2 separate regions of the Mus musculus genome follow, and region 1 is linked to region 2. A link is a contact called in ENCODE Hi-C or POLR2A ChIA-PET data. All regions are on one chromosome and are shown on one strand. The core of a region is the stretch at or near the end of the contact, and the rest is flanking DNA. Distances in the headings are between cores, read along the strand shown.

What was found. Hi-C counts contacts between places; a loop is a spot of excess contacts on that map. ChIA-PET counts read pairs that join two places held with the same protein, here RNA polymerase II (POLR2A).
Region 1: a loop to region 2 is called in a map of gastrocnemius, with 3 times the contacts of the local background. The contact joins the promoter of 1700122O11Rik here to the enhancer-like site in region 2. A Hi-C loop is called at or near these places in 16 of 37 maps with a recorded cell type or tissue (Patski, gastrocnemius, heart and 2 more). POLR2A ChIA-PET finds 5 or more read pairs at or near these places in 1 of 5 experiments (embryonic stem cell).

The regions. Positions count from the first base shown.
Region 1 is chr17:48,036,500-48,040,295 of GRCm38, reverse strand. It overlaps 1700122O11Rik (RIKEN cDNA 1700122O11 gene), which reads left to right and starts at 2,003. Exons shown (of 3, transcript NM_029689.1): 1 at 2,003-2,082; 2 at 2,728-2,881; 3 at 3,015-3,551. The coding sequence starts at 2,025. The coding sequence ends at 3,528.
Region 2 is chr17:47,870,250-47,877,405 of GRCm38, reverse strand. Foxp4 (forkhead box P4) reads left to right here. Exons shown (of 17, transcript NM_001110825.1): 9 at 178-265; 10 at 1,483-1,566; 11 at 1,718-1,886; 12 at 1,975-2,051; 13 at 2,670-2,771; 14 at 6,055-6,176. Among named protein-coding and RNA genes, the nearest start is that of Gm25201, 33 kb to the right of the region's middle. Within about 2 kb of position 3,793, at least 2 of the 3 ENCODE cell types and tissues checked have a DNase peak (open chromatin) inside an H3K27ac peak, as active enhancers do; they include gastrocnemius and heart, where a contact is called at or near this core.

The DNA.
Region 1 (3,796 bases), core at 754-3,253, 160 kb before region 2:
CGGAGGCTGCAACTAGAGAAGCAAAGTTAGAAGGACCTTGGTCAAACTGGTCTCGATCCTGGGATTTTCTGGGCAATTGGAGGCCACAATTTAGATAGTTTCCGGAATCGATGTCCCTTAAAGACCAGCGCCTGGACTCTACTGAGTAAACTCCCATTTCAACTTCCTCCTCTTCCTCTATTTGAACAACGTGTATCATTAAATTATAAAATTGTTGTTGTTGTTGTTGTTGTTTCAAAAATTAACTTTATTGGGGGAGGGGCAGTTGCCCGAGGACAACTTGTGAGAACCAGGTTTTGCCTTCCACACTTAGGGGTCCCTGGAATGGAACTTATGTCAATACACTAGGCAGCAAGGGGCAGCCGCTTTTTATCTTTTATCTTTTACACTGAGACCCAGAGGACAGCTTCTTCAACGTCGCGTAGTAAATTTATCCTAGAGCTCAAGCCCACACGGGTTGCCCAGTTGCCCGGCCGTCAGGACCACTGCAGGGACTGAACAGTAGAAGGCAGAAGCAGGTGGCCCGTGTTTCGCCCTCCGTGGGAGACACTGACTGACTGCAGGCATAGTGACTGCGGGGGAAGACTGCAACTCTCAAAGTCCCCACTTCCTGTCCTTGCCTAGAGGGAGGAGGGGGGAGTCCCAGGCAGGGCCTTGGAAACCCTGACTAATGGGCAGGAGCCTCTGCGGGACTCCGCCCAGAGTTGGTTGCTGTCAGCTTCAGGGAGCTACTGAGAGGGAAAATTACTCACGTGGGAGGGAGGGATTGTTTTTAAGTAGAGGCAGATGGTAGAGAGGTGGGACTCGAAGGAAAGTGCACAACACTTTGTGGCCGGCAATATGTATTATTTGCAATATCTGGGGTCCTACTGTGTGCCAGCCACTCCTTTTCTCTTGCACCATCTACTCTCTCTGCATGAGCTGGAGAGATGGGAACCAACTTGCGTTCCACTTTGCAGATGAAGATAATGGGGCTCTAGGAGATGGAGATGCTTGCCCAGGGTAGCCAGTAAGGAAATCCCAAGCGTTCACTTCACACTTACCTGCAGGCTTCCTTCTTCAGCCTGGATTGTGTTCCTCGGCCTTCTAGGTCATCAAACCCTAGCCCTTTCTTCTCTAAGATTCCCTAGACAGGCAGGCCAGCTGTTGTGCTGGACTTGATCTCTTTACTCTAGCCAATAAAAACAAGGAAGAGAGACAAGAGCCACGAAGGGACACTTGGTATACCCATCCCCTTGCATACTCCCAAGACAACCACACACCTTAAAGTTCCACAGCAGGAACAGAAAGAAGACTGTGAGGTTCCAGGTCAGGGGCATTTCAGCACCAACTGGAGGGCAGAGAGATCTTGCCAGTTCTTCACGTTCCTGCTCAGAAATTAGCCTAAGCTTAGGACTCCAGCTATACTACTGTAGAAATTTAGGCTCTCCATGCCCGCTATTCCAGTATTCAGGGGGCTGAGACTGGAGGATAATGAGTTTGAAACCAGCCTGGGCTAACCAAGAGACTTGTCAAAAGCAAGAACAAAATACCCACATCAGATTCTCCTTCTCCAGTCAAATGTAGTGAGCATCGAAGTTTATCATCAATGTCTAGAAACACTCTCAAGGTCAGGCACAAGGGTATCTGCCCACATACTAATCTTTGAAGGTGGAGACAAACAGGTCGGAAGTAGCAGACTAACTTGGACTACATCATGAGATCTTGTCTCAAAACCAGTCAGGCATTGCTGGTGCTACCTTTAATCCCAGCAGCACCTGACTCTTCAGAGGAGAGGGGTCCCCAGCTGAACTGTGGGCTCTGTGGTATCTCATCCATTCCACAGAGGAGCTGGGGAAATGGAAGGAGAGTTAACATCCCAGAGACCCTAAGGAGCTAGATTTGGTAAAGACATGATGGCTCCTTTGGACTTATGGCTCACAAGGATGATGTCACAATAGGTTTGGAGGTGTGGCTCCTCCCTTTAAGCTAAGATAAAGAAGTTCTTGCTCACATTCCCTTCCCTTCTACTCCGAGTGGATAGGATGGAGTGGCATGGGCATGTCCCGTGGCCTGTCAGCCACTGGCCAAGTGACTTTGGAGGTCTGTCTCATGGACAGACATGAGCAGAAATAATCTCAACCCCAAATCTATACAGAAGTACTGGTTAGAAGTGTGTGTGCGTGCGTGTGTGCGTGTTCCTGTGCATGTGTGTGTGTGTGTGTTCAAGGAAGAAAGCCCCACTATGGCTTAGTAAGGCTCTCTGTAAGCGTCCCTGACGTGCCAGGTACAAACAAAGGTAATGGTAGCCATCGGAGGAGAGAGGGACTGAGGGGACTGATTCAAAGCATCTGTCAAAGTGATGAATGGTCCAGGCTTGGGCCTTGAGTCACCTAACTGGTAGAGTTTTTGTCAGGCAGAGGGGACTGAGAGCCAGGTGTAGCCTCACAAATCTGTGATCCAGCACTTGGAAGACTGCATCAGTCAGGGGAATTGAGAGTTTGAAGCCAGCTTGGACTACATAGTGAGACACTGCCTCAGAAAAAAAAAAAAAGCTAGGGGGGTTTGTCACTATATTCTAAGTGGCAAGATTGCCATCCAAATAGTCCAGCGTTGGTAGGCCTAAGGCCTAAATCTGGGGTGAGAGTGTGAGCTAGGGAAGGAATTTGGTTCTTCCCCAACCCTGAATCTGTCAATCCTGGATTCTCTTGATATGAGGTTCCTACCATCCCCCCCCCTTTTTTTAAGAGGAAAGATGGGTGAATTCTATCTTCAGTCCTATGTCCAAGATCTCATCATTGGAAGATATTTGGAACAAAATAAAACTTGAGGAAGAGGAGGAAGAAGAAGAAACAGGGAAGGAGAATGTAGACCAAGAGCAAGAGAAAGAAGAACAAAACAGGTGTGTTGAGACACAGCGCCTTCCTTCTTCCTCCTGTCCCTCCCGGCTCTGGAGAGCCTCACTCTATGACCATATCGGTCCGCTGCCCCTCTATCTCCACTCCCTGACTCCACTCTTCCTTCCTTTTGCTCAGGATCAAGGCCCTTCTTGGAGTACCCAAGCAGAACTCAGTGTGGGGCCTGATGGCTTGGCCCAGGCCCTCCCCAGAGCAAGCCCAGTGGTGGGAAGATTTCTCCCTGCCCTCACTCCGTGGAACCTGCCTCTGCGGCTGCAGATTGAGCTCAAAGATGAGGCTCCACCCCCTACCCTCCATGACTTCCTGCCCCACCCCTAAAACCTTGCCCTCATTGGGATCTAGAGAAGAGTCTAGCTGGCTAAGAAACCAGCCTCTGATGGAGCCTCTATCAGCGTCCAGATTGAAGATGCCCAAAGCAGTTCCCAGACTTCCACCCAAGGTCTCCCCTAAGAGATCTACTATGCCCAAGACAGGGCAACAGCAGACCGCAATGTCAATGTGGCCTCCGGTTATTATCAACCCTCCCTCCAAGAGCTCTGCTCTTAAGGGACAACACACACCCTCTGCCAAAGAGGTCACCCACACCCCAGGTGCCTGGGGCAACCCTTTGCCTCATCTTCCTTCAAAATAAATATTTTTTTGTTACACCAGCAACAGTCTAACACAGTTCTAGGCACTTTGAGATGTATTAGCTCATGAAATCTTCACGATATTTCTAAAAGATTGAAACATAGGTCAGGTTCCTCCCTCCCTCCCTCCCGGGTCTCTTGTTGCCCAGACTGATGTCAAACTCGCTATGTAGCCAAGAAAGACCTGGAACCTCTAATCCTCCTGCCTCTCTCTGGAGTACTTGGGCTACAGGCAATGCCCAGTGTACAGTCTGAGCTACAGTCTTAGCT
Region 2 (7,156 bases), core at 2,544-5,043:
CTCAACTGCCGCACCCCCCCCCCTTTGTTCCACCCATCTCTTCTTTGTATCTCTTCTTCTGTCTGCTTGTCTGGCTAAGGGCTGGCTGACAGACTCGGGGCTTGGAGGATGGGTTCTAGGGGTAAAGTAGAGAAACCAGAGCTCACTCTCTTTCTTCCCTGCCTCCTCCTCCCTAAGACACCTCAACACAGAACACGCTTTGGATGACCGGAGCACGGCCCAATGCCGCGTGCAGATGCAGGTGGTCCAACAGCTGGAGATCCAGGTGTGACCCGAGGGTGTGAGGGAGGGTCCCGGGAGGGTCCTATGGTCAGAGTCCATCTTGTGCTCTCTAGGGCTTATTCACCATCGTGTGAGGTGAGGACAGCTGAGGCTGAGTAGCCAAGGCTGAGGCCCTGTATGCAGGGAGCTGTTTTTATATGCTAAGTAAAAACAAGACTCATGTGAATGGCTAATGTGCAGGCCTGCTGTGCAGCGTGCTTCAGGACATCCTCAGAGTGGTCTGCCTGCCCTGCCTGCCGGATACCATCATCTCCATATAACACAGGCCTAGGGAGCCACTCAGGGAATGGAGGGACTGGGATTAGAACCCTTACTCCGGCATCACATCGAGTCCTTAAGAGAGCCACCGAATCAGCCGTCCCTGCTTAACCATCTCTGGCTGCTCACAGGGTGGAGAGAGGGCAGTTGTAAGAGATGCTTTGAGGTTTATGAATGGGGGAAGTGAATCATTTGCCGTCCCCACTCACCTCTTCAGTAGTGAGCCAGGCAGGCACTGGGGTGTTGTTCAGCCTCCCGTGGGGAGAAGGGGCGCATGGCTGGTTGGAAGAAGATTGCCATGTGTAAGGTGGTGTGAGCCCAAGACTGCTGTAGAGAAAGGGAGAGAGCGTCAGTTCCTGGTCCTGAGGAGGTGGGAGTCCAGAAGGGCAAAGAATGGCCAAGGCCTTTAGCAAGTTTTCAGAAGTGAGGCTCAGAGGGAACAGGTGCCTTGGTTGGGGGGGGGGGTGCTGGTGTGTGTGTGTGTGTGTGTGTGTGTGTGTGTGTGTGTGTGTGATGTGTGTGTGTGTGAGAGAGAGTGAAGGAGGGGTGAGGGGCAGGGTGTGTGTTTGTGAGCGTGTGTGTGTGTGTGTGTGTGTGTGTGCATGTGTTTATGTGTATGTGACGGGAGGGGGGAGGGGGTGTCTGTGTGAAAGAGAGTGGAGAAAGGCAGGGAGGTATGTGCGTGCATATGCACAAGTGTGTATGTGTGTGTGAGAGAGAGAGGTGGGGAGTGGGAGGTGTGTGTATGTGTGACAGAGTTGGGGGAGGGGTGTGTGTGAGAGAGGTGAGGAAAGGGTGGTGTGTGTGTGTGTGTGTGTGTGTGTGTGTGTGTGTGTGTGTTGAGACTTTCTGAGGGCCTCCAGGTCTCCAGTGACAGTGACAGTGACAGGTAACCTGTAGGGGAATAAGAACCCATCCCCCCCTCACTGTGCCTTTTCACAGCTGGCCAAGGAGAGTGAGCGGCTGCAGGCCATGATGGCACATCTGCACATGCGGCCTTCAGAGCCCAAGCCCTTCAGCCAGCCAGTGAGTGCCCTGCCCCCACTTCCCAGCATCCCCCGACCCCTCCTCAGCACAGCCCTGACCTTCAGGGAACAACCTCTTGGGGTGCTTTTCTCAGCACCTACCCCATTGCTCACAGCTGAACCCAGTCCCTGGCTCCTCCTCATTCTCCAAGGTGACCGTCTCCGCAGACCCGTTCCCGGATGGCCTCGTGCACCCCCCAACTTCAGCCGCTGCCCCCGTCACACCCCTGCGTCCCCCTGGCCTGGGCTCTGCCTCTTTGCACAGTGGGGGCCCTGCCCGCAGGAGAAGTAATGACAAATTCTGCTCCCCCATCTCCTCAGGTGAGGCTGCTGTAGGAGGGGTACCCCCCAACCCCAACTGATGGGGGTTCCCGATCTGGCTGCCTCACCTTCTGCCTGTCTCCCCCAGAGCTTGCCCAGAATCATGAGTTCTACAAGAACGCTGACGTCAGGCCCCCCTTCACCTACGCTTCCCTTATCCGCCAGGTAAGCATGGAAGGCCGGAAGGATGGAGAAGGCAAGTTTACTGGAGCCAGGCCTCCTGATGCCCGACCATAAGGTCCCTCACTCCTGAGCCCCTCTCCTCCGGTCTGCCTCCTGCGGGCTGTAGCATATCCTGCCTGAGCTCACTGGGTCCATTCCCATTCATCTTTATTGTCCATATGCACAGGGTGACGCTCACTTCTGCATACGTACACTAGCTCGCACTTGCTATTCATAAACACAAGCACATGCCCTTACACACGTGGCTATTCTGTGGTACTTCCTACAGACGTGCGTTCTCTCAGGGCGCACTTTGCCCAAATAAAGAAAATCCCCAACCGCCTCAACAATAGTGCTACCTCAGGCTAGGGCGCATGAAGCCCTTTCTCACCCCCAACCGTGAAGGGCTCCCATGTCTTTTTTGCACATGCGCAGTCTCTGGAGGCCCGGCTCCCAATACCCTCAGCTCTCTTAGCTCATTAGCCTAGCGGGGAATCCCAACCCGCCTCTGGGTCTCCTGTCCTCAAGGATGAGTCAGGGGCTACATAAAAGGGTGGAACACAGGGCCGTGAGGCCCCCAGATCTAGTCTGAGGGTCTCTTTGCCCTTTCCTTGCCTGCAGGCCATTCTGGAAACTCCAGATCGGCAGCTGACGCTAAATGAGATTTATAACTGGTTCACCAGGATGTTCGCCTACTTCCGAAGAAACACGGCCACCTGGAAGGTAAGACCTGCCCTATCTCCCTCATCCTGACTTTCTTCTCTAAACCGCCACAGTCTACTGAGACCAAGGCTACCTACTACTTTGTCCCCTCAACAGTTCTGCAGAAATAGCCCACCAGGTCCACCAATAGCCCTCACCCCGGTCCCCTCAGCAGCAACTCCAGTGTTCCTAACTTGCTATTTTGTACATCGGGGACTTGCGTATTGTCGCAGATGGTCTTAAAACCCTGGGTTTAATGATCGCCCTGCCTCCACCTCCCTGAGTGCCAGGATTTCAAGTGAACATCACCACACCCTGTTAGACAGTTGCTAGGTGTGGAATCCAGCCCTGTGTGTGCGCTAGGCATGCACAGTGTCTTCCTTTTAATGACCTTGGCCAGCCTCGCACTGTCTCTTTAACGGGAAGAAATTATTTCTCTTTAGTATGGTACAAAGAATTCCAACTCCCTGAGACAGGGCCTCTGGAGGGTTGACGGTCAGCTCAGTGGCAGGTCCTGGGGTAAATCCATGGCTCCAGATTTCATAACTAATCCAGTCTAGGAGGAGGTTCAAAGGTGTATACTGGCCCCAATACATGGGTAGACTGAAGTCTATAGACCACTCCCAGGGACACAAATGGATACATACAGCACCCAGCTCACCAGTGGCAGGGAGGTAATTGTCTCTATTCAATTAGTCACTTAACACTTTCAGCTATAAGCATTTTCCTTGGAGACCAGAGGAATGCAAGGACCTAGGAAAATGGGCCAGAGATGTAGGCTGGGACACTGTTCTATGGTCGATATAGGGTGTGCATGCGCACCATGTGTGTCTTGCACTATGAAGCAAGATGAGAAGGTGGTATCTAAATTAAGGCGGAGTTGGACGAGGAGGAGGAAGTGGGGGGTGGAGTATTGGCCCTTTCAGGAAGTCAAGATACATGAGAGGGCGTCTCTCTCTCACTCTCTCAGAACTCTAATTGTATCCCTGGCTCTCGGGTCCTCCTGCTGGCCTGTGAGAAAACTGCAGCCAAACAGACCTCCTGCAGTGTGACGGGTTTCTCCACAGTGGAACGGAGGAGGCCCTCCGGGCCAGGGCACCGCCAAGCACTGGGTGGGATCTGCAGCTGTCCAGCCTTTTCTACCTTAGTAATGTGCAAAGGACTACTAGAAGGGCCTATCATGGCATCTTCCCTTTCCTGTGCCAACCTCCCAAAGCTTAGACTATGCAGCAGGGGCAGCCACTCTGATTGGCTATGAGTGATGTCACTTCCTGGCAACCACAGCCCTGCCCTCTTTTTGAGCTAGCGTTGTGTTTTAGGAGCCACCTGGTCCAGCCTCCAACGTCTAGGCCAGGTCAGATGGCAGACTTTACAGATGATACAATCCCATCACCTAGAGTTGAATATAGCGTAGAGCTGGTTCAGGCAGCTTTCATAGCTTCTCAGTGGCCATGCCGAGAGCCTCACCTTGATCTGTTTCATCCCTCACACACAACCCTAATCTGGTCCTGATATAGTGTGGCTTGTTGCTACGTGGCACCCTGGGGGGTGCCACACTGCCCTGTCCGGTCAGACTGTACTGGCTTGAGATCCACACTGACTTTGAGAGTTCTTTTCAGCCAGCCAACTTCATTCATGCTACTGGGGAAAGAGTAGCCTGTGGTTTCTTCCCATCTATTTTGCACCTTCTCCGGGTCATCTTTCTCTACATCACTTGGGTTTCTTGATCCCCACCCCCACCCCTTCTGGTCCCCATCCATAGACCATGCCGGCTGCTTTAGACCTAGGGTATCCAGGCTTGGGGGTGGGCGTGTGCCAAGCCAGCTGCCATTTCTTAGGGACAGAGCTACCATCTGCCAAGTGGATGGTCCTCAGCAGCCTTCCTGTGTCCATCCCCTCCTAGGGCCTGTGTTGTGGGCCCATCCTTTTGTTTACGCAGCCCCCGCCAGACCCCTTAAATTGCCGTTAATGTTTCAGCGTAACGAATTAGTCTCTCGTCACGAATCAGGCTTCGAAACGAGGGAAAAAAAGCCCCGGCGAGGCCACCCTCGGAAATTGGGGTCATTCTCATTTGCAAAGCGGAGGATCGGAGCCCCGTAATGCGGGCAAATTTATTCCGAGGCAGGAGCCCCGGCGTGATTAGGCCCTTTGTAATTATCGCTCCGTGAGATTCCACTCCAGCCGCCCGCCTCCCTCGTGGGTTAGCAAGCGAGTCGGAAAAATACACAGGATTTAATTAGAGGCAAATTAAAATTGGTAATGAAATCGGGCCAGTTGCAAGAGGCAAGAGTTGGATGGGAGAGAGGGAGAGCAGATCTCCAGGGGCACCCGCTGCCTGCCCTGCCCGCTTTCTTCCCCGTTTAGAAATGTAAAGAAGAGCCGGGATAGGCGGGTTGGAGGAGACTGGTGGGGGACATGTAATGGGGACAGGGCTGGGGCTGCTGGTGAGAGACAGAAAAACTGAGAGCAGAGATAGGGAGGTGGGACCAAGGGACCTGGGGACAGGAGATGGGTGGATCAGTGCCCTCACCCAGGCTTCCAGAGGGAATTGGGCCCTGCAATCCCCGCCCATGTGTCCTACCAACCAGGTGACCTCAATTTCTGAAGTTCTCTTTCCAGGACGAGGTAGTGACAAGATGTCTTACTCTCTCTCTTGTCTTGTTGTCTTGCCGCTGTGCATTTGGGCCGTCTTTTCAAGTCAGCAGTAGGTTTCCAGGTGTATCTATTAGGCTCCACTGGATACCTGTGCTCCCAGAAAGCTATCTGTCTGGAGCTCACAGCCTCAGCCCCCACCCCCACCCCCAGACTCCTAGGGGTTCAGTAAAGGTAGTGAGGACCGTAAGCTAGTTGCCAAAGTTATCTGCAGTGCTCAGTGTGTGCCTGAGGTACAGTGTCTCAGCCTTTCTAAGCCACCAGGGTCCCTGTGCAATCTTAAAATCAGAAGTCAGGAGTGATTTCTGCCAGTGTGTTTGGCCAGTGAAGATGTAGAAAGGAATTATTTAATTTCATTGGCAACAACATTTTCTTGAGACCGGGCCTCTATGTAGTCCAGGCTGGCCTGAACCCCCCTGTATAGACCAGGTTGGCCTCTGCCTCCCAAGTCCTCGGATTGAAGGCATGTACCAGCACACCCTATCCGAGACAACCCTTTCTGAGATGAGACAGACATTGAGGACTTTCCCTCTCAGTGTCCCTGTGCCGGGACTGAGGTTATTGTTCCCTGGGATATGAGATGTGGGACCATGGGAAGATTTTCTACGTACGTTCACTGGAATGGAGGTGAACCCATTCACTGCATCCCCAGAATGCCGTGCGCCACAACCTCAGCCTGCACAAGTGTTTCGTCCGTGTGGAGAACGTCAAGGGGGCCGTGTGGACTGTGGATGAGCGGGAATATCAGAAACGGAGACCGCCAAAGATGACAGGGTATGTGGGCCCTAGCTGAGTAAGCTGTCCCAGCCCGGCCTGAGCCAGCCCAGCTTCTGCTTCTCAGGGACACCCCGGATGCCCTCCTGAGAAAGGAATGTGGGTGTCAAGGATGAAGGAGACCAGTGTGCATGGCCGGCTACCTGGACATAACTGGCAACCCCAAGATGGGCACTGCCATCCTCCATTCTCACTTCTGACTAAGAGAAGGAATCTCAGGGAGCAGGGTACCAGAGAGGTGAAGCCCACAGTAATCATGGCTAGAGCTGGCATGTGAGCTGAGGTGACAGCTGCCATCCTAAACTCTTCCTGCTATAGGATAAGAATCCTGGACCCACCGTCTTTATTTCACAGTGGAATTGTTGAGTGGAGAGGGCCAGGGTCTGACGGGAAGCCAGCAGGAAAGCAGGTTGGGTCCAGGACCAGGCCTCACATCCAGTTTATGCTCTGTTTCAGCACACAGTAGGTCAGAACCTTTCCCTATCTCACCAGCACCTATTTTCTTGCCTACATACATTGGCGCCGGGCTCCTGGCTCAGGGGAGACCTGAAGTAGGCTAAGATACCTATAGTACCCACTGTTCCTTCACCCGAGCAACGGGCTTGCTGTGCAACCGCAGAGTAACAGGGGTAGGGTGAGATTGTGAAACGCCCCACCATGTGCCCACATTCCAGCCTCCGTCCTTGGTAGTGTTCTCTCATTACCAGCTTGGACCCTTCTGCTCCTCTGCTTCTTCCCTACTGTGTGACTGAGACGCTCTATGGGGGGGAGTATGTGGGGGGGAAGGTGAGCCCCCAATCCTTGCCTTCCTCAGTACTGCTGGCTTCTGGAGCCTGCTTGGTATAGGGCTCATCTGCCCTAAGTTCAGGAGTTCCAGAAAGTGGACTGTTTGTTATGAAACTGTTTTTCTGAAACAGTTTCATAACAGAGAGGACAGGCATGGCGGTGCATGTCCGTAACCCAGTGCTCGGGAGATAGAA